Regions from separate parts of the Homo sapiens genome. Here regions 1, 2, 3 and 4 are each linked to region 5. A link is an interaction called in ENCODE POLR2A ChIA-PET data of the cell type or tissue named here. Cell type or tissue: MCF 10A. All regions are shown on one strand.

Evidence for each region. Peaks named below come from ENCODE experiments on the same cell type or tissue, not always from the same donor. Only the 100,000 strongest peaks of a DNase experiment are listed, where the experiment ranks them.
Region 1: POLR2A ChIA-PET joins it to region 5 with 64 read pairs; 19 of 35 experiments call an interaction of 5 or more read pairs at or near these places.
Region 2: POLR2A ChIA-PET joins it to region 5 with 18 read pairs; 21 of 35 experiments call an interaction of 5 or more read pairs at or near these places.
Region 3: POLR2A ChIA-PET joins it to region 5 with 15 read pairs; 19 of 35 experiments call an interaction of 5 or more read pairs at or near these places.
Region 4: POLR2A ChIA-PET joins it to region 5 with 25 read pairs; 9 of 35 experiments call an interaction of 5 or more read pairs at or near these places.

Annotation. Positions count from the first base shown.
Region 1 is chr3:134,472,028-134,476,027 of GRCh38, forward strand. No RefSeq gene overlaps it. Among named protein-coding and RNA genes, the nearest start is that of ANAPC13, 12 kb to the right of the region's middle. In MCF 10A, a CTCF peak has its summit at 2,092 (motif pointing left); a DNase peak (open chromatin) is centred at 2,084.
Region 2 is chr3:134,314,036-134,318,035 of GRCh38, forward strand. The region is part of intron 1 of LINC02004 (long intergenic non-protein coding RNA 2004); the gene reads left to right. Among named protein-coding and RNA genes, the nearest start is that of LINC02004, 2.5 kb to the left of the region's middle. RefSeq lists an enhancer at 1-253. In MCF 10A, no CTCF peak of the experiment used is centred here; DNase peaks (open chromatin) are centred at 1,636 and 3,626.
Region 3 is chr3:134,306,235-134,310,234 of GRCh38, forward strand. No RefSeq gene overlaps it. Among named protein-coding and RNA genes, the nearest start is that of LINC02004, 5.3 kb to the right of the region's middle. RefSeq lists a silencer at 2,233-2,527. In MCF 10A, a CTCF peak has its summit at 2,327 (motif pointing right); DNase peaks (open chromatin) are centred at 1,357, 2,347 and 3,987.
Region 4 is chr3:134,444,278-134,448,277 of GRCh38, forward strand. No RefSeq gene overlaps it. Among named protein-coding and RNA genes, the nearest start is that of MIR4788, 8.5 kb to the left of the region's middle. In MCF 10A, no CTCF peak of the experiment used is centred here; DNase peaks (open chromatin) are centred at 1,584 and 2,714.
Region 5 is chr3:134,372,628-134,376,627 of GRCh38, forward strand. AMOTL2 (angiomotin like 2) reads right to left here and starts at 1,820. Exons shown (of 10, transcript NM_016201.4): 1 at 1,715-1,820. RefSeq lists enhancers at 1,080-1,879, 1,880-2,679, 2,680-3,477. In MCF 10A, no CTCF peak of the experiment used is centred here; DNase peaks (open chromatin) are centred at 1,184, 1,934 and 2,504.

The DNA.
Region 1 (4,000 bases), 99 kb after region 5:
ACGTCAACCTCTCCCCTACTTCCTTTGGAGTCATTTGGTTGTTTTCAAATTCTCCACCCTTTGCCTGTTCCCCCCACCCACCCCCATCAAATCCGGTTTGTGTGTGGTGTGCGTGTGTTTGTATACACACACAGTTGGCTCTTGGTAAGAATAATATTAGCTGAAAACAGGAAATTGCAATTATCTGACTATTTTTGATGTATAAAAACAGCTTTTTCATATGGTTCAACCCAGTTGGTAAACTAAAATAAAAATCTAGGTGGAAATCCTTATAGTAATGAGCAGAACTAATGAAGGAATGGGGTAACCACTGGTCCCAGCTCTGTAGTTGTGTTTCTCACACCTGCAGCACTCAAGAGGCTCGATTCTGCAACAGCTGCATTGCTGTGACCAGGGTGACAGAGTGCAAGTTCATATAGTAGTTGGCTAAGAGCCAGATGAAATTTAGGCAGGGACATGCCCTGAGATTGGGTGATAACCTCACCTCAAGTTCTGTACCTCTCCTTCCTCCCATGGTCAGTGAGGCTAGTTTTCAGGAGGCAAAAAAGACAGAGGGTTCAGTTGAGCTGAGGAACCGATTTCAGCAACTGCCTAGGAGATCATTCGAGGACCTGAACCCCTGTCAGGACTCTGGCAAGCCCGGGGGTCTGACCCAGCATTCTCCCTGTCGCTCCTCCTGGCCCTGGTTGCTTTTCTGTCACCCCAAAGGCCAACACCCACAGTCCCTTGAATTCTCACTTCTAAGGTGAGGGCATTTGCTGGGTTTAGTCACTGTCCAGCATGGAACCCTGATGGATACCATAGATTCAAGGATCAGCTACCCAATTTATGGGGCCAAGTACCAAATGAAAATGTGGGTTCCTTGTTAAAAAATTATTAACACTTTCAAGACAGCAAAAGCGGAGCATTATACCAAATGCAGGCCCTTTTGAGTGCAGGCCCAGGGCAACTGCCTTGCTTGCACGCCTGAGCAGCTAGCTGGTCCAGGCTGGTTCCGGTGCAGAGGCCAGCACCATCCATCATCTGGGCCAGGAAGGCCACAAGGTATGAAGTCCCTTTAGGAGACCACCCAGCTGCCTTTTCAGGCCTGCCACTACCCAGTCTTTCCTCGAGAGCTCACTGATGGCGTATGGCACAGTGAGAGTGAGAAACTGGTGAACAAATATAACTGTGGGTAAAGCGGGGCCAAATCAAGAAAGGAAGCTTTGAAAAACAGTCTTTTCATGGAATTAACCTAAATGCCCACCAATGGCAGACTGAATAAAGAAAATGTGGTACATATACACCATGGAATGCTATGTAGCCATTAAAAAGGAGATCAGGTCCTTTGCAGGAATGTGGATGGAGCTGAAGGCCATTATCCTTAGCAAACTAACGAAGAAACAGAAAGCCAACACTGCATGTTTTCATAAGTGGGGGCTAAATAATGAGAACCAATAGGCACAAACTGGGGAAAAGCAGACACTGCGGCCTACTTGAGGGAGGAGGGTGAAGGAGGGAGGGGATCAGGAGAAATAACTACTGGGTACTAGGCTTAGTACCTGAGTGATGAAATGATCTGTATACCAAACTCCTGTGACAACAGTGTCCCTGTATTAACAAATCTGTACATGAATAAGAGTTTTTGTTTTGTTTTTTTTTTTTTTAAAAAGAAAAACAGTCTTTCTAGAGCCTAATGGATTATTCCTGGATGATGCCTAAATTATCCAAACGATTTCATGCAAAGATCTGGGAAACAGCTTAATGAAAGAGCCCCAGGCCTGACTATAAGTTGGGGACACAGGTGGGCAAAATTCCTGGTTCCAGACCTCTTTTTCTTTAACCAAAAGTTCTGAACTGCCCTCAACTTTTGGGTGCCCTCACTTTGCCCCCGACAAAGCATGAGTGGGGAGCCCACTAGGTGAGCTGCTCAGTCCAAGCCTGGCTGGCCAGAATCCCAGGAAGGCTGTGCTTTCCTCACATAACCGCTAGCTAGCACTTTGGGCAGCCCAGGTATGCAGAATCACTTTCAAGCGAAAGATCACACGTATTGAGAATCTTCAGCGTTCAGAGCTAACAATCAGCCAGTGATTCAAACTTTCTAAAAGGAATTGAGCGCCCCCTGCTGGGTATTGTAGCATTGACATTAAACTATCCTCTCAAATGCATCAAAATCTGAAACTACAGAGATTTAATCTCGTATAAAATCCAGTGACAACAGGACTCATGGTGACAACATTATATATGAGTTTGATAAAAGGTTGAATCTTTAAATGTTTCATGACTCCCATGCTCCTATTAAAAATGCTTCTAGTTCTTTATCTCAATTTTAGAAACAAGGTACACACTTTAAAGTTCTAAGTATTCTGGTAGGATTTTCTTCCCATGTCACAGAAAGTTTTACAGGAAAGGTAACATGGTCCTGGGAGAGGACATGGGTTTTGGGATCAGACAACCTAGGCTGGAATCCATTTACTATTTGAATGACTTGGAATAAGTCTTTTTTTTTTTTTTTTGACGGAGTCTCACTCTGTCGTCCAGGCTGGAGTGCAGTGGCACCGTGTCAGCTCACTACAACCTCTGTTTCCTGGGTTCACATAATTCTCCTGCCTCAGCCTCCCAAATAGCTGGGATTACAGGCGCCCACCACCATGCCCGGCTAGTTTTTTGTTTGTTTGTTTTTGTTTTTAATATATTCTTAGTAGAGACGGGGTTTCATCATGTTGGCAAGGCTGGTCTCAAACTCCTGACCTCAGGTGATCTGCCCGCCTCAGCCGCCCAAAATGCTGGGATTACAGGCGTGAGCCACCGTGTCCAGCCTGGAATAAGTCTTTCAATGTTAACTTGGAACAAATCATTTAAGTCACCATCTCCTGATCAATAAGGACAATGCTATCCACCTAAAAGGTGAATGTCAGGGCTGGAACTCATGTGTTTAAAGTGCATAGAAGTGCTTGATTAACCATCGTGTCATCGTTACGATACTATTACGATGTGAGTCTAAGTTGGGTTTCAAAGGATGAGCAGCCCCTGGACTCAGACCTTGTTTCCAGAGACTAGGGGCTGTAACTTTAGTCCTGTGTCTAGCTCAGAGATCTAACCCCTGGGTCATGAGGGCAGTGCTCACACTGGGCAAGTCTGGACAATTCCACCTCGAACAAATATTTCAAGTCCTTCTACTTTTACCTCTATCTTGCCAATCCAAACTACCATCATTTCTCACTTGAGCCAAAGCAAAGCTCTTCTAATTTTTCTTTCCACTTCTATTCTTATCTCCAAAGTGATATATACATATATATATATATTTAAATCCAATCTGATCAGGCCACTCTCTCTAGTTAGAACCTTTCAATGACTTAGAAAAACTTTTTTTAGCCAGACACCTGCCTACCCACCTTGCTTATAATGCCAGTCCTACCTCCTGGCTTTATGCAGTTAGCTCTCTCTGTAAGCAATCCTCATCTCCCAATTCTTTCCCTTATTACTACTACTCATCCTTTGGGTGTTGGGTCACAAGCTCAAGGAGGGTACAAGAGATAGCACATTTCTTTTTTTCAAAGCAAATTAAGTCCATTTGGCCTCACTCTGCTGCACTGCAAGCAGAAATTAATTCTGTGGTCCCTGGGGTGTCCTTTCCCCTTCTTAGGGTCTTGCAAGCATTTAGGACACTCATGAATGACCTGGAAAAATGGGTAAAGACCTCTACTCTTCAGTCTATCTGGGTCGTTGCTATTATCTTCACTGCCAAGTCTGAGGGGGCCCTTGTAGGAGGGGGTTCCAAGCTTGGAGGTCTTTGCCTTTTCTGGAAGACTCAGTGTTGAGGTGCAGGTTTCCTCTGGAGCACCCAACAAACCATGAAACTCTGAAGTTCACCATCTCACTGTGGTACTGAGTGGAACACAGCTTTCCACTACTCCTAAGAGGTTCCTGTCTGCAGACCCTCTTCTCTCCCACCCTCCCCTGCTTCCCAAACAAGGACTAGGGTTATTATTAAGCATGTCCGCTTCCTGATGTGCACGGG
Region 2 (4,000 bases), 59 kb before region 5:
GGGGGCACAGAGGTGAAGTCATCCTGTCCTTGAGGGGCTGACATTCTGATCCTCAAGACAGTCTCTGAAACACCGAGGGAGAGTTGGGGGAAGCCCAGGGTGTGGGGGAACACCGAGGAATAACACAGATTGGGGGTGGAGATCCAGGAGGGCTTCCTGGGAGAAGCTGCAGAGTGACACGGAAGATCAGTAGGAGTCAGCCCAAAAGATGGGAGAAGAGTATTTTAGACAGAGGGAACCTTATGTGCAGAGGAAGAGCCTGTGCTGCGATTGGCCCCCAAACAGAGCATAAGTCTGCTCCTGGCCTCTCCCCATGCCTGCCAAAGGCCCAGCTGAGTCACAGTAAGGGTCAGGGTGTCCATCTCAGTCCACTCATGATGTTGGTTGGTCTATGGAGCCCCTCTTCTGCGAGAGGCACAGCAGTGGCCCGTGAAGAGTGAGAAGAGAATCAGGACTCAGCACGCTGCTGTGGGAGTATTGTGGGGACTGATAGATAATGCCCATAAGCATCTGGTGTGGGGCCTAGCACCTAGTAGGCGCTCTGTGTACATTGGCTGGTCTCTCAGCACCTTGCCTGATTGACTGACTCCTCTTCCCCTTCGTAGTACTGATTTCTGGTTCCGAAAAGGCAGCTGTCCAGCTCTTCATCCCTGCGGAGGGGCCTTCCCAAGGGGAAGACCATGTGGGTCTGGTCATGGAACTTCCTGCTTTTTGTCCTTCCCTGATTTGGGGGTGGTAGCATGCAGGACATGAGACTGGCATGGAAGAGGGCATCATAAAGATCCTGGAATACATCCAGGGCACCCAATGCTGTGGGCAAGGAGGAATTGGAGCAGAGAAGGACCTTGCTTGCAGGTGCAGCATGGGAGATTGGCCCATGGGCTGAGAACAGGATGAATGAAGCAAGGAGGGTCAGGGCCAGGAAGGCTGAACTTGGGCAGTATCCAGAAAAGGACTAATGGGAGCTCGGAGGGCAGGGACAGAAAGCAGAGCTGGGAGGTTGTCACTGGGGTGGTAGAGGAGATCAGACCCTTCAGCTGATTAGCTGAAAGGTGGGGCCAGGACTGTAAATCTCCTACTAGATCCTCACTCGGCTTGGGTCAGTATGGATCTGAGCACATGAGGCCACACGGGATCTTAGTCTCTGTGTGTCACAAATGTCACTGAGTGATGGAACAGAAATGTTTATATCCAGAAGTTCTTTGTCCCATGAATGCACTGGGACCTAAATTCTTATGTGCAGAGGAAAAGTGCAGGCCTTGGAATGGCCTCTCCAGCATTGTTCCTTGGCAAACACAGGAAGATGGGTTTCCTTTAGCTTTGTGGTGCTGACATCTGAATCCGGACCCCTCCCCCAGCCTTTGGGGTCAGGGAGGGAGGCAGAGGACGAAGCAGTCGATGGAAAATAAACAGCCACCTCTGCTTTTTTGACTTATTTCATGTTCTTAGAATTTCCTCTCTTGGATTCTGGCTTTGTTATTTTAAAATTCCACACGTTGGTTAGGGTTGAGAAAACCCCCTGTTGCTATTGCTATGGAGAGGCAGCTCTACGCTGGGGGCACAGAGTCTCGGCACCCCTGGAGAAGTAAGCCGGCCAGCGGGCCTGCAGCCCAGTCTCCAAGTGAGTTTCTGAGTCAGCCTGTGCGAGGGAGGCTCTTGGGGCTGGGTGTGTGTGCCGCCTCTGTGTGAGCATGTGCTAGTCACACAGCTGGGATATGGCCGTGTTTTGGTTCCAGCTCTTTGGGCTAGAGCCACGCCGCAGTAGTGATAGCTCCATTTGGGGACTTCCAAAGGGGGTTCCAGGTGGGCTTGGATAGTGCATAAACTGAGAGGGCAACTCCAGCCCACTAGAGCCCTGCCTCACGCCCACACACACATGACTCAGACTGCTGCCTCCCCTGGACTGTGCTGTGGACACCTGGTCCTGTGCTGTCCTTCCATTAAGGCCTCTGCCTTTCCTCCTCCTCTCTTGACACCCATTCCCTTTTCCTTCAGGGGATGTGTACAAAAATTTAGGCACAAAAATAATCATTGCAGTGTTTCCTTCCTTCACCAATTCATTCATTCATTCATTCATCCGTCCATTCAGTCATACAACAAATATTTATTGAGTGCTTACCAGGCACCAGGCATTGTACTGGATTCTGGAAATACAGAGACAGAGAAACTGGAATACTGGAAACAACTCAAGGATCCCAACATTTAGTGGCATAAAGTATGGAGTATCTACATGACACAGGGCTGGAATGAGGGTGAAGCAACTGAAGTAGGGGGTACCCCAAAACCCCATAATCAAGACAAGTAATATTTTAATGCAACTTTTTAAAAATAAAGATTAATCCATGGTGAACCAAACATCAAAATTTTAAATAAAGTCAGGATCAGTAACAGTTCTGTGCTAGATCATATTTAGACCCCAGGGAAAGGAAAAATTAGTCATACAACACATTGACAGAATGTCATGCAAACATTAGAATATGTCGAGGAAGTTTGCTTATTGACGTAGAAAGAAACTCATGGCATATTGTTGAGTGAAAAAAAGGGAAATTACCAAGCCATATATAAAGTATAAGCCAATTAAAATATATATCTAGGTACTGGAAATGCTGAAAAAGCCTATGTCCAGATGTTAACAGCTCTTTCCTCTACAATTAACAGTTATGTTTTTGACTTCCTTTCGCCTATCTGTGTTTCCTGGATATTTTAATGACAAAGATGTAATATGTGTATAATTTTCTCAAATTTTTTTTTTGTTTGTTTTTGTTTTTTTTTCTGAGATGAAGTCTTGCTCTGTCGCCCAGGCTGGAGTGCAGTAGTACGATCTTGACTCACTGCAACCTCCACCTCCCGAGTTCAAGTTATTCTCCTGCCTCAGCCTCTTGAGTAACTGGGACTACAGGCGCATGCCACCACACCCAGCTAATTTTTGTATTTTTAGTGGAGACGGGTTTTCACCATGTTGACCAGGCTGGTCTCGAACTCCTGAGCTGGTGATCTGCCTGCCTCGGCCTCCCAAAGTGCTGAGATTACAGGTGTGAGCCACCGCGCCCGGCCTCAAAGATTTTTTTTTAATACAACAGGAGCATTGGAGCAGAGTATGCTGATCTGGAGAGACTCCCCACATCACCCCACTTCTCAATGTTGAGACTGGGGCAGGTCTGGGATTACCCTCTCACTTCCTCCATGAGAAAGCTGAGGCTCGGTGAGGCTGAGGCATGTGGTGGCGCCAGCCTCTGAAGGCAGGCGAGTCTTCAGGGTCCACATTGCCCCATAGGATGGCTGCGGCTCTTGTGTGCCAGCTTATGAACTTTTTCTGTCTTTCCCTTCATGGCCCAGCTGCTCTCCACTGGCCTACCTCTTCCACTGATGTTGTTTTTCAACTGAGAACAGAACTGCAGGAAGAAAGCCTGGATAGATGTGCCTAGCCCCATCTCTGGGTCCTCAATGAATGACAAGTGGGCTTGTGAGTGACTGAGTGAGGGAGTGAGTGATTCTGGTTAGAAAGTATTTCCAATGTTGTGTTGTTCTCTTTGGCACAGACATACCCTGCAGACTGGCATGAATCATAAGTAATTCCCTAAAGCCCCCATCTGCCTGGAAATGCCTAGTGGTATTTCCCATAGTTCAGAAGCCATCAGCCCTGCATGCCAGCAGGTTTAGCTATTCTCCACCCAGCCACAAACTCTTGCCCATCCCCTGGGGAGAACACTGGAGGGAGAGGAGCTTGAGGGAGAGGAGCTTGAGGTAGAGGTGACACCTCTGGAGACTGCAGTCATTCTGGGATTTTGCTCACAGAAGCCTCAGGGCTGCGATCCTCCCGGTAGGCTGTTTGTGACTTAGTAGGCCTTGTGTCTTAAGCATGATGCCTGAGGGCCAGAAGAGAAGCCCTTTCTCCCTCTCTTTTTTTAATTTATTATTATTATTTTTTAATTATACTTTAAGTTCTAGGGTAAGAGGTGGGTTCCCAGGCTTCAGCTCTCTCTCAGCAGCATGTGGTCTC
Region 3 (4,000 bases), 66 kb before region 5:
GAATTTGGAAGAGCCCTTGTCCGTGAACTGGCTCCTTCCTTTGTTTCTCTCCTTCTTGAGGTACAAGGACAGAGCCAAGAAAGACTGATTAGAGTGTTAGGCAGACAAGAGAGTCAGGAAAAGGGTGGAATGTTTCCAGGTGCCTGACAAGGAAAAGGGAAAACAGATCCACAGGGATCTAGGGAGCTGGAGCTTTTGAAATCAGTTGTTTGACCTCAGAATGTCTCTACAGAAACAGCGTTTTCCATGGTGGGTGGTTCCCAGCTCGTCTCCTACTCCAACTCACTCCCAAGCTGAACAGCTGTACAGGACCTTTCCAGAAAAGTTGTAAGACTGGGCCGGGTGCGGAGGATCATGCCTGTAATCCCAGCACTTTGGGAAGCCAAGGCGGGCAGATTGCCTGAGATCAGGAGTTCGAGACCAGCCTGGCCAATGTGGTGAAACCCCATCTTTACTAAAAATACAAAAATTAACTGGGCGTAGTGGCATGCACCTGTAGTGCCAGCTACTCGGAAGGCTGAGGCAGGAGACTCTCTTGAACCCGGGAGGTGAATGTTGCAATGAGCGGAGATCACGCCACTGCACTCCAGCCTGGGTGACAGAATAAGACTCAAAAAAAGACTGTAGCAGTGTTGTTTTCCAAGTTTGCAAGAAAGTAGAAACATTGAAGCAGCAACAATTTTGCATTTACCTTGAATGGCAGTGCTGGAGGCAGAGGGAGTATTAATGTTTTGTGCTTGGTGGAGATAGCAGTGGGCCAAAGACAAGCCCTGCATCCCCCTAGAGGTGAATATGGGTGAGATGGACAGAAGAGAAAAAGAATCCAAGGGGGAAAGGAGATTATGAGAAAGGAGAAGCCTCAACTGGGCAGAAGCCCTTCCCTGACCTTAGTACCCAGCCTTCTCCACCCCTGATTTTGCTAACCCTGCCCAGCACATAGTAGGTGTTTAATAAGTAATATAAGTAATAGGCTCTGTGAGGTCAGGGCACTTCTCAAGGGTGTGAGGATGAATATCCACAAGTCAGAAGTCTGTAATTTAGGGGTGGTTGGGAAGCACAGCAACAAATGTTTCACGTATTTTGATCTTTCAATTCACCTGTGCAGATGCGTAAATTCTTCTGGATTGCGGAAGAACTGATTGTTCCCTAAGGGCCCTGTTTGGGGTTGGCAGATCTTGCGTACCTCTTCTGGGCCACCAGACCCTCTCTTTCTTCATCACCAAACCCAGGAAGGGCTCATATCCCGTTCTGCAGGTGTGGGTAGGAGAAAGCTGGGGGAACACCCAGGGGTTACTAGCTTTTAACAAAACCACATTTTAGTTGGCTGGAATCCTAGTCATGAGCAGGGATGATTACAGAGGGCTCACCTCACACCTTGTCCTGGCTTCAAATGGACTGAGTGGGCCCAAGCATGTTCCAGAGAGCTTAGTGGTGATGCAACTCCCGCAGGCCACCAGAGCACAGAAATCCTTACTCTGCCTGGGCCTGGCTTTGTGTGTTTTCAGTTGTTCTGTCCTGGTGGCTTTGGGGAATACAATTCTTAGTCCTCAGAACACCAGCCTACACTAACTCTGCTGTTTAACACTTGCCTCTGTTTGAATGTTTTGTGATAGTTGTTTGCTAAAGTTTGTTAACCTTGCCTTGCACATATTAGGTGATCAATAAGTAATTGTATGAATTAATAAACTCTGATCCTTTCTCAGGGTCTAGCTCTGCAATATGCCTGGAGAATAAGTGACACTGCTTCCCTGCTGTCACCACTCCTTCCCTCTGCGATGTATGCTGAGCACCTTCCAGAGCGCTCTGCATTTCCATGGGGAGGGTGCTTGTGCACACACACACAGGCTCGTACTCACTACACCTGTCCAGGACGTGTTCACTGCTCCTCCGTGTGTGTTAGCTCAGGAACAGGAGAGTTCCTGTCCACAACCTCTCACTATCTCTCCAGGTCTGTGTCTAGAAAGATGTTTCAGTTGCCTTTCAGTGTCTGCAGGCATCAACATCAAGCGTCATGACCAACATCATAGCAGAGGTCCTGCCTATGTGCTCGCCACTGTTTACTGCTTTTCATTTATCCTTTCATTTGCTTCTAGCAACAACCCTAAAAAGTAGGTCTGATTATCCGATTTTAATGCTGAAGATACTGCGACTCAGAGAAGCTAATTTGCCCAAGATCACACAGATGAGCCCAGATACCACCCCAGGTCTTTGCAACACATCGCTGTATAAATAATTACGCCATTATACTAGAGCATCAAAGCGAGTTCAGCAAATAGTAAAGGAAGGAGCCGGGGTTCTGAGGCACTACATGTTAGGGCCACCAGGGGACGCTGTTTCTCTATACTTGGACCAGGAACGCAGCCACTCCCCTGCAGACCTCAGGAATGCAGCCTGAGTGTGGCCTTGGGAACACAAGGGAGTCCCACAAATTCACACCCAGTAGGGCCCACCCCACCTTGCTTCAGCACAGTCTTCAGCCCACCCTCACCCCCACAACTTGGCAGGGGAGCATGGGGAGGCTGGCGGTTGCAGATACCAAAGTAGAAGTCTGAATTGGAACATGTGATTCTTCTGCTCTGTCAGAAATTCTTCCAGTTGTGGGGCCTGGCCGCCTGATTTTCAGGGAAATGGCTAACTGCTGGGGCGCTTCTGATAGCAGAAAGCTTTTCAGAGATGGGCTCCTGGGGTGAGAGGATCCTGGTTAGGTCAGTGGCCTCCAAATTGGGATATGTAAGATGATCTGTTGGGGGTGCAGGAAGAAAATAACAGAACCTTTATGTGAGTATTTATAATTTTAATCTAAAAATAAGAGCTGATGCGGTGGCATGGGTCTGTAGTCCCAGCTACTTGGGAAGCTGAGATGGGAGGATCGCTTGAGCCCAGGGGTTTGAGGCCAGCCTGGGCAACATAGCGACACCCTGTCTGTAAAATAAGTAAATAAATAAATGACAATGTGACTTCATTTTTTTTTTTTTTTTTTTGAGACAGTCTTACTCTGTCGCCCAGGCTGGAGTGCAGTGGTGCAATCTTGGCTCACTGCAGCCCCCACCTCCCTGGCTCAAGAGATCCTCCCACCTCAGCTTCCCAAGTAGTTGGGACTACAGGCGCCCGCCACCACGCCCAGCTAATTTTAATGTTTTATATTCAGATTGGTGCTGGCTCTGTCACTGGTTTGTATTTCAAATAGTACTGAGTCGGCAAAGTGTGTGTGGTGAACTGAGAGAAGAATGGGGGTGCCCTGACAGGAACAAGCCTCAGCACAGTTGGCTTGCTCCTGCTGGATAGGATTTCTGCTGGATATACCAAACCTAACTAGATAACACATAACTGAACCACAGTCATCCTCACGGAATTGACAAGTAACTTCTAAGGATTCCTATGAAGAGTCCAAGGTTTGATGGTAAAGCGATCAGTATCTGCATGTTCGAACCAGACGAAGATGCCTGAGCTGCCACTTCCACTTTTTGTGGGGACTCTTAGCTGCATTATGACATAAAAATGACATTCTAAACAGACCTTTTAGGGCACTCATCTCCCAAATTTAAACCTGTCAAAATTATTTGAAATTATATCTATTATCACTTACAATGAACCTTGCTGTAATAATAAAAAATCGCTGTGCCTTGATACAGTAATAGCCAGTGACAGCAGCACAGGTACATGGTATGTCAGGGGTGCAGGCCAAACCCTATTTGGGGGTGGAGGCACAGATCAAAAGACCACTGGAGTATGCCGCAGCCAACAGTTCAGCGTTCCTGTCTTTACCATTCTTAGTTTGTTTTGGGCCAAGGGCCTGAGCTGTTAGGTTTGTGAAGACTTGCTGACATTGCTTAAGGGCTAGGCATTGGAACTATGACCCTTGGGGACTTTGGTTTCAATTCCAGTTGAGGCATTTCAAGTCAGGTGGTTTTTGTTTGTTTTTGGTCTACTTTACAAGTGTCCAATTCCTGTAACAGAAAGGAGGGGAGGAAGAGAAAAGGGAGGAGGAAGGGGGTGGGAG
Region 4 (4,000 bases), 72 kb after region 5:
TTCATCTTTGGTTTTGAAAGATATTTTTACTTCCTATTGATTTGTTTTCCTTTCAGAATTTTTTTTTTTCTCTTTTTGAGACAGAGTCTCACTCTGTCACCCAGGCTGGAATGCAGTGGCGTAATCTCGGCTTACTGCAACCTCCTCCTCCCGGGTTCAAGTGATTCTTCTGCCTCAGCCTCCTGAGTAGCTGGGACTACAGGCACGTGCCACCATGCCTGGCTAATTTTTGTATCTTTTAGTAGAGACGGGGTTTCACCATATTGACCAAGCTGGTCTCAAACTCCTGACCTCATTTCTTTCAGAATTTTTAAAGTGTCATTCCACTGTCTTCTGGCTTGCACTTTTTTCTAATGATAAATCATGGAAATTCTCATTTTGTTTTTTATGTGTTATTTGTCTTTTAAAAATCTGTCTGCTTTTACGATTTTCTCCTTATCCTTGGTTTTCAGCAATATGCTGTCATGTAGTTTTATTTGTGCATACCTTTCTTGGGATTAAGTGAGTTTACTAAATCTGTGGTTTTAGAAATGTTTTCAAATTTGGAAGAATTTCAGGTATTATTTCATCAAGTATTTTTCTGGCCTTTACTTCTTCACACATATGTTCAACTACTTGATATGTTTCCATAGTTAATAGGCTCTGTTAATTTATTTTAGTCTTTTTTTTCTTTTGCATGTATCATTTTGGAGGGTTTTTATTGTTATGTCTTCAAATTCACTTGCCTTTTCTTCTGCAGTGTTTAATTAGCTGGTAATTTCATCCAATAAAGTTTTAATTTAATACCTCTTTTTTTATCCGTATAGTTTTTATTTGTTCTTTTTTATAGCTCTCATTTCTTTTCGCATTATGTCTGTTTACATGAGCATATTTGTAATAGTTGTTTTAATATCCTTTTTTGTTAACTCCAAAGTCTCTGTCATTCTGGGTATGTTTTTATTGACTGATGTTTCCCCTAAGTATGGGTCACATTTTCCTGCATTTTTGTATGTCTAGTAATTTTTACTGGATGCTAGGCATTGTCACAGTTACCTTTTTGAGTGGATGACTTCTGTTTCTTGTAAAGAATATTAAATTTTTATTGTGGCATGCACTTAGGGAACTTAGAATCAGCTCATTTTTTTCAAAGTTTGTGTTAAATTTTTCTAAGGCAGGTCTAGAGTAGCCTTTATTTTAGGTCTCTTTTATTTAGTTTTACTACCAAGTTACAACTCTTCTAGGATCTGCACTGAGTTCACTGGGTGTTAAATGAGATCTCTTCCCTCTGGCTGGATCTCTACTATCTCATAGCCTGTGTAAGCTCTAGGAACTGTTCAGCATACAGATTCTCAGTACTTCTTTGCATAGCTTTGTGGAGTTTTAACCTAAGCATTCAGAGCTTAGTTTTCAGCAATAGATTCAAGGAGACCCCTATGCAGATTCTAGGCTCGTTCTCTGCATAGTTCTCTCTGTTCCAGTGCTCTGCCCCATAAATTCCAGCTGATTTAGCCTCCCTTAACCCTGATCTCTGCTTGCTTAACTTGGCAAGACTGCAGTGTTATGCTTGTGTTCCTTCCCCTGCACCACTGTCTGGAAAAGTGACTCTTGGCAGAAAGCCAGGGAAACTGTAGGGCTTGCTTGTTTGTTTCATGACTCTTGTTGATCATAGTTCTGCACTTCTTGTTGTCTAGGATTTGGAAATAGCTGTTTCATAAATTTGTCCAACTTTCTTATTGTTTTCAGTGGTAGGACAACTCTGGTAGCAGTTACTCTGTCATAACTATAAGATAGAGATGAGCTTTTAAAAAGACCACATTCACAGCAGTGGTGACTATAAGCTTTTTTTCATACAGCCTCACATGAAGGAGCTTTGGGAACTGAAAAGGACTATGGAGAATCAGAGATCTTGAGATTTGACAGTGGTAGCAGAAGTCCAAGATGCCAGGGAAGATAGCTTAGCAGAAAATCTGACAGCCAGGCTAGAACAATCAGGATTTCTGATGTGTAGGCTTGGAATAGAATAGATTTCAGTACTTTCTATCTAAAAATTATTTGCCTCTTATTGAAGCAGAGGACCCAATATGAGATAGACAAGGGACTCTTCTTCTGATAATTGGATTGCAACCTTGGCTACATACTTAAATCATTGAGGGAGCTTTTACAAATCCTGGTTCTTAAGTTGTACTGAAAAAAATAAATCAGTCTGTGGGATGAGTCTAGGCATGTGTATCTTTTAAAGCTCCTTGGGTAATTTCAGTGTGCTGCCAAAGCTGGGGACCACTGCTCTAAGGTGCTCCACTGCCAGCATGGAGGGTTAGGGTTAGAGTTAGTATTAGGGTTTCACTTTGGGGAGCTCTATTAGCTGTTCTGCATATCTTGTCTCTTTACTATCCCCTTCCTTTCCTTTCCTGAACACTTTCTCAGCTGCTCTTGTTCTACTCAGAGGAAGACCCAGGTGATGAGACAGTGGGGAAGGCCAGGCAGGAGGTGTTGCAGTTGGGAGGAGGGAAGGGTGGACCCAGAAGAGGGTACAGGAAAGAACCCAGGAAGGGACCCAGGAAGGAGGAGGCAGAGAGCAGATGCTGCAGAAGCCAGGGTGTGTGGGGGTCCCCATTTCCCCTTCCCTTCTTTCTGCTGTCACACTTCCTTCCCCTGCTCCAGGCCCAAACAAGTCTGGAGCTAGCCAGCTCAGTTGGTGACTGTCCAATATCTTCTGCCCACACTTCCTGACCACAATCCTCCTTCGGGGTGATGAAAAGGCCCTGGAAGTCCCTTGCCATTTACTGAGGAAGCGTGGGCTTGTCTCCTGGGAACAGAAGCCGTAGACTTTCTGTGATGGAAAGTGCCATGGGTCAGAGCTCATGCCCTGCCACTGACTTGCAGAATGACCCTGGATCAGTTGCTTCTCCTCTCTGCACCTCAGTTTCCCCACTTCTAAAGTTAGAAGATTCAACTGCATGGTTTCCTTGATCCTCCACCTCTGTTTGAATGTGTGCAGGCAGCCTGTATTCCTTTGGGAAGGCTCCAGAAGTTGACTTTAAGGACCCTTTTCTCCCCAGAGGTGTGTGAGGTATGGTGAGTGTTGGCTCTGGCCTCTGCTCCTGAAGTGTGCCCAACTCTGAGGGGCAGGCTGGAAATAAAGACGGTTTTAGTAGCTGAGAAGACAGCAGGTGGATTGTTGGATGTGTAATGGATCATTAAGTGAAACTGGACCTTAGCATGGCCTTTTCTTTTCCTTTAAAGCTGAGAAAAATGACATTTCAAAAGGGTCATGTTGGGGGCAGACAACATGTTTGTTTTGAAAGGGACCACTCAGCACTCCCACTGATGATGTGGGAAAGGAAATACCTGCTCTCTGGGCTGAGGGTGTGCCATGGAGATTCCTGGAGATTGGGTGGGGTGAGGGTAGACAGCCAGATGGAGGGTGTGGGGAGAGGGCCCTGTCCTTGGAGGATGTCTGGGAGCTGGGTGGAAGCCAGTGCAACAGGGACTCTCAAGACAAGGTTGGGCCTGGGGCTGTCTCAGGATGTGCTTGGAGCAGCAGTGTGGGAGGGATTTCTGAGCATGGAAGAAGGGCACAAAGCGGGAGCCAGGTCCCCAACCTAGGACATGCAGCAATGCTCTGGTGGGGCTCGGCCACAGCCGGCAGCAGAGATGCCCTCACAAGGACATTGGGCAGAAGGGGCAGCAGTGCTGGGGCCAGCGGTGAGCAGGGAGACTGGAAGCATGTCTGCGGCCTTGCTTCAGAGCCCATGTGGGATGGCACCTGGGAACCCCCAGAAACATCTGGAGAGCGGACCAACAGAGAGCCCAGAGTCTCTGCATTGGGAAGGCAGGGACTCACAGTGCTTGGCCCACAGCTCACTGAGGCACCACACAGAACAAGGCAAAGGCTGATTACGAGAGCAAAATATGTAGCACCCAGTGTCCACAGGTGTGTTTACAGAACTGCTGCTGTGATTATCGTCATTGTTAATGAGCTATCATAGGAATGTTTTCATGAACTGTGGCCCAATTTACG
Region 5 (4,000 bases):
TCTTTCTTGACATCAGTGTCAAGGAAGCCCATCTTGACTTGGGCCAACTGGAGAAGTAAGGGGAGGCTGTTGGTTGAGAGACCTGGGGCAGGGGAGAGGGGACTGTGAGCCTAAAGTGCTGGGAGATTATATCGGAGAAAGGAGTTCCCTTCTAAGCCTGGGCTCCCAGTGGTTCATGGACTGGAAATCTGCCTGCCTCTCTCACCCAGCTTCCTTTCCACAGCCTCTTCCAACACAAATCTCCAAACTGGGATCCAGGGAAAACTAAACAGAATCCACACTGCCACAGGTCCTGTGTGTATGGGCAGGGGTTGGGGGGGTGGGTGGGAGGAATGTGGCCCCTCCTCTGCCACTAAACTAGCCCTAGTGTCCTGCTTCAGTTTGGGCTATGGCATGTTGGCAGAGCAGCCATTCCCGATCTTTTCCCTCTCCCCACCCCAGTACTCCAGCTGCCCAGAGCTGGGGAGTGGGGGATGAGTCTGGAGGGCACCTCTGTACCCATCCTTCCTGGCACCCAGTCATGCGCCCCCCACACACAACGAGGGGTAGATGTGCAAGACTCCAGAGCTACCCGAGGCAAAGCAAGCAAATGGGATTCAATTCGTATGGGATTCAGTTCGCCCTGGAGTTTTATCTGCGGGCATTTCCTATGATAATCACTCTCTGGGCCGACTCCCACAGAGAAGGCAGGGGAGCGGCAGGAAGGAATGCGGAGCCTTCCTGACAGATTCCAGGCGCTCCATAGTGTGCCCGGACTGGGAGCAAGGAACATCTCCAAGGCCTCTCATCGCGAATTTGTCCCGGCCAAGCCCCTCAGATTCACGTCCTTTCAGACATCAAACGCCTGGGCCTTTACAAAAACCTGCTTCCGCGCCCCCGGCCGCGAACCTCTGCTGCACTCGCCCGCTGCGCTCTCTGAAGGCCGCCTTTCTAAGCCAGCGCGCGTCTCCAGCCTTGGCCTGGGCTCCTGCTCGCCTAAGGAACCAAAGACAGTCTCCAAGCTAGGAGGTTCTGGCACCCCAGCCAGGGCTCCCGCCCCACCACGAGCCCGGGCGGACCTGGAGCACCGGTGGCCGCTGGTACGCCTGGGGCGAGCCGGTGAGGGTAGCCCGAGGCCCGGAGAGGTCTTTAAGCATCGCGGGTCCGCCTCCCTCCCTCTCGAGCCCTCTTTGTTTTCCAAATACTCTAACGCTGACGTCACCGGGCTGGACAGCAGGCTGCATTCTTTCTAAGTGAGGGCCAATTCGTGGCTCCAGAGAGGATTTTCCAAGGAAGACAAAGAGGAATTCTTGGACTAGTTGGGGGCAAAGGCACCTGTAACCCCCACCTAACCAAATCAGCCCGCAGGACCCTGCAACTTGAGCTCCAAGCGGCGCCTCCATCCCTGTCCCCCGCCACCCCCACCCCCGCCGACCTGCAACCCGAAACACTGTGGCTGTTGTCTCCGGAGTCGGCCCTCTCCCCTCTCCCCCAGCCCCAAGAGACCCGCGCGTTTCTAGAGCCCCGCAAAGCCCAGCGCGCTGCGCTCCCTGGGCAGAGCGGCCCTTGCCAGGCACTGCGGCTGCCTCGAAAGGGCGCACTGCGCCCCGAGGACGCTCGATCCTCGAGGCTCCGACTCCCGGAAAAGGCCGGGTTGCGCCGAGACTCCAGCTTTGGCTGGGGCACGTTTCTGTGGCCTCGCGCGCTCTCCCGAGCGCCGAGCGGCCTTCCTTACCGCTGCGGCCCGAGGGTGCCCAGCGCAGTCAGACACCACAACCTCCGGCTCGGCCCAGCTCAGCTCGGCGGCGAAGATGTGTTCTCGGCCGTGGCGCCGACGCTCTGGCTGTTCGCGCCCCAGCGCGCAGCCCCAGGGTCGGCCCGCGCCGGAGGCGGCTGCTATGCCAGGAATGTGAGAGTTTCAGGTTCCCCCTCGGGATCAAAGCGAACCACAAATAACCTCTCAGCGCACCGCCCTCCTCCGCCCTCCGCCTTCTCCCGCTCCCTCCTCCCGGCCCCCGCCTTCCTCCGGGGAGGCGGCGCTGCTGGCCGAGCGCCGGCCCGGCCCCCGAGCTCCGTTCCTCCGCGCCCAGCGCCCTCCAGGCCGCGGTGTGTCCGCCCCTGCCCCATGCTTTGCCTTCGGAGCTGCTGGAGACAATTTAATCCAACTCTGCCCATTATCGCCTCCACTCCCAGTCGCCGACCCGCTCTCACCCTTCATCCCTAAACCCATCGACGGGACGACAGCAAGGGCTGTACCACGCGTGTCCTGGGGTTGCTGCGGGAGGGGACTCCGGCTGTGTGTGTGTGTGTGTGTGTGTGTGCGTGTGTGTGTACCGGGGGAGGTGGGAAAGGGAGGAGGGACTGCAAAGACATCCATATCCTCTGGGCTGGGACAGTGCCCCGGGCTAAGTGAATGCTTCCAGCCACAGAGCCTCTTTCCCCTAACCCCCGCTGTTTTCACCCCCAGCGGCAACCTTTGAATGCACTTTTGTTTACAAACACCTTCGCCAGCTATTTTACGACCGTCTCGACAGGAAGTGTGAATCTGGGTTGGAAAATCCGGTCAATTTGACCCACCTACCCAACTGAATCACCCGCCGCCAGGCGCTCTGTCCAGTTCTTCCCCAAGGTGATAATAGGCGCCCCTTTACGCAGAGTGCAAGGTGTGCCACCGCTGGCTTTTCGCCCAGTCATCCGATTCAGCCCTGCCAAGCACCCTCCAACGGAGTTCTGTTATCATCCCTGTGTTGTAAATGAGGACACCAGGGCTCAGAGAGCTTAAGCAGCGTGCCCAGAGTCACACACAGTGAGAACCAGGTAATCAACCACTGGGCTGCTTGGTTTCTCATTCTCAAAACCCCTCCCTGGCTATCAGAATCCAGGCTCCCTAGATGGACAGGGCAGACACTGGGAGCCCTCCTCTCTCCACTTACCCTGTCCTTGCTTTAGTCTCTTCTTTACCTCCCCCTACACCCCTGCCAGCCAGGGGCTTTCCCCTGTACCCACTTCTGTGGCTCCTGCATGGAATCCTCTCCTCTGCCCCCAGGACACTTCCACTGCTAGATGGAAACCCCTTCTTCAGAAAGCTCGCTCTGACACATGCTGTCCCCGTTCCCCATCACACAAGCCCTCTCTACAAGTCAGTTGGGGTGAGGTGGGGGCAGTCAGGCCCCTGTCCACCCAGAGAGTCAGGGCTGATTTCTACCCCTGGCTGGGTCCTCCCATCAGCATGGAGTTTGCAAGTCCCAAATTCACTGGAGGGAAACAAGGACAAGGAAATTCTGCAAGCTTAATTGCCAGGGACATTGTTAATTTTTAATAAAACTCACAAAAAGTGTGTGTGTGTGTGCGCACGTGTGTGTTTTACTTGGAAGTCAAATACTGTGTTTCAAACAGTGATTGGATCTGAGATGATTGAGCAAATGGATCATTTGTGCCAAGCTACGGGATATTTGTCTTTCCAAGGATCCCCTTACGAAGAGAAGCTGTGATCAGTATACCACTGTAGGTAGGAATTTTAGAAGTGAAAGGAAAGAGGTCTCTGAGTGGCCTTACCTTATGGACAGCATAATTGGTGGAGGCAGGGGAGTGGTTGTGGACATGTGCACTCGGGTTGTAAAACCAGGGGAAAGACCACATGGTACAGTCCTGTCTTTCAGGCATTTGGGAGGATACCTGACAAAATGTTTGACAAATATTCTTGAGATGGTTGCAGAAAGGCGTCAGTTCAAGGCAGCTAGGGTGAAGGAGGTACATCTTGGAGTGGACAAGCCTGCTGCAGAGCCACACAGGCCCCCATGATTGCTAATTTCTGTCCCCAAAGGGACAGAAGCGGGAGAGGGATCCCAAAACCTAAATGAGAAATGTGCATGTACTTTTATTTTTCCTTTCCCTTTCTCTCTGCAGAAAGAACAGAAGGCAAGATCTGTCAGGCATGGCCTGCGGTGGAGCCTACCTAAGCTGGCGGCCACCCCAGCTCTGCAGGATAGTTGGTGGAGAAGGTGACCACTGTTCAGATGTG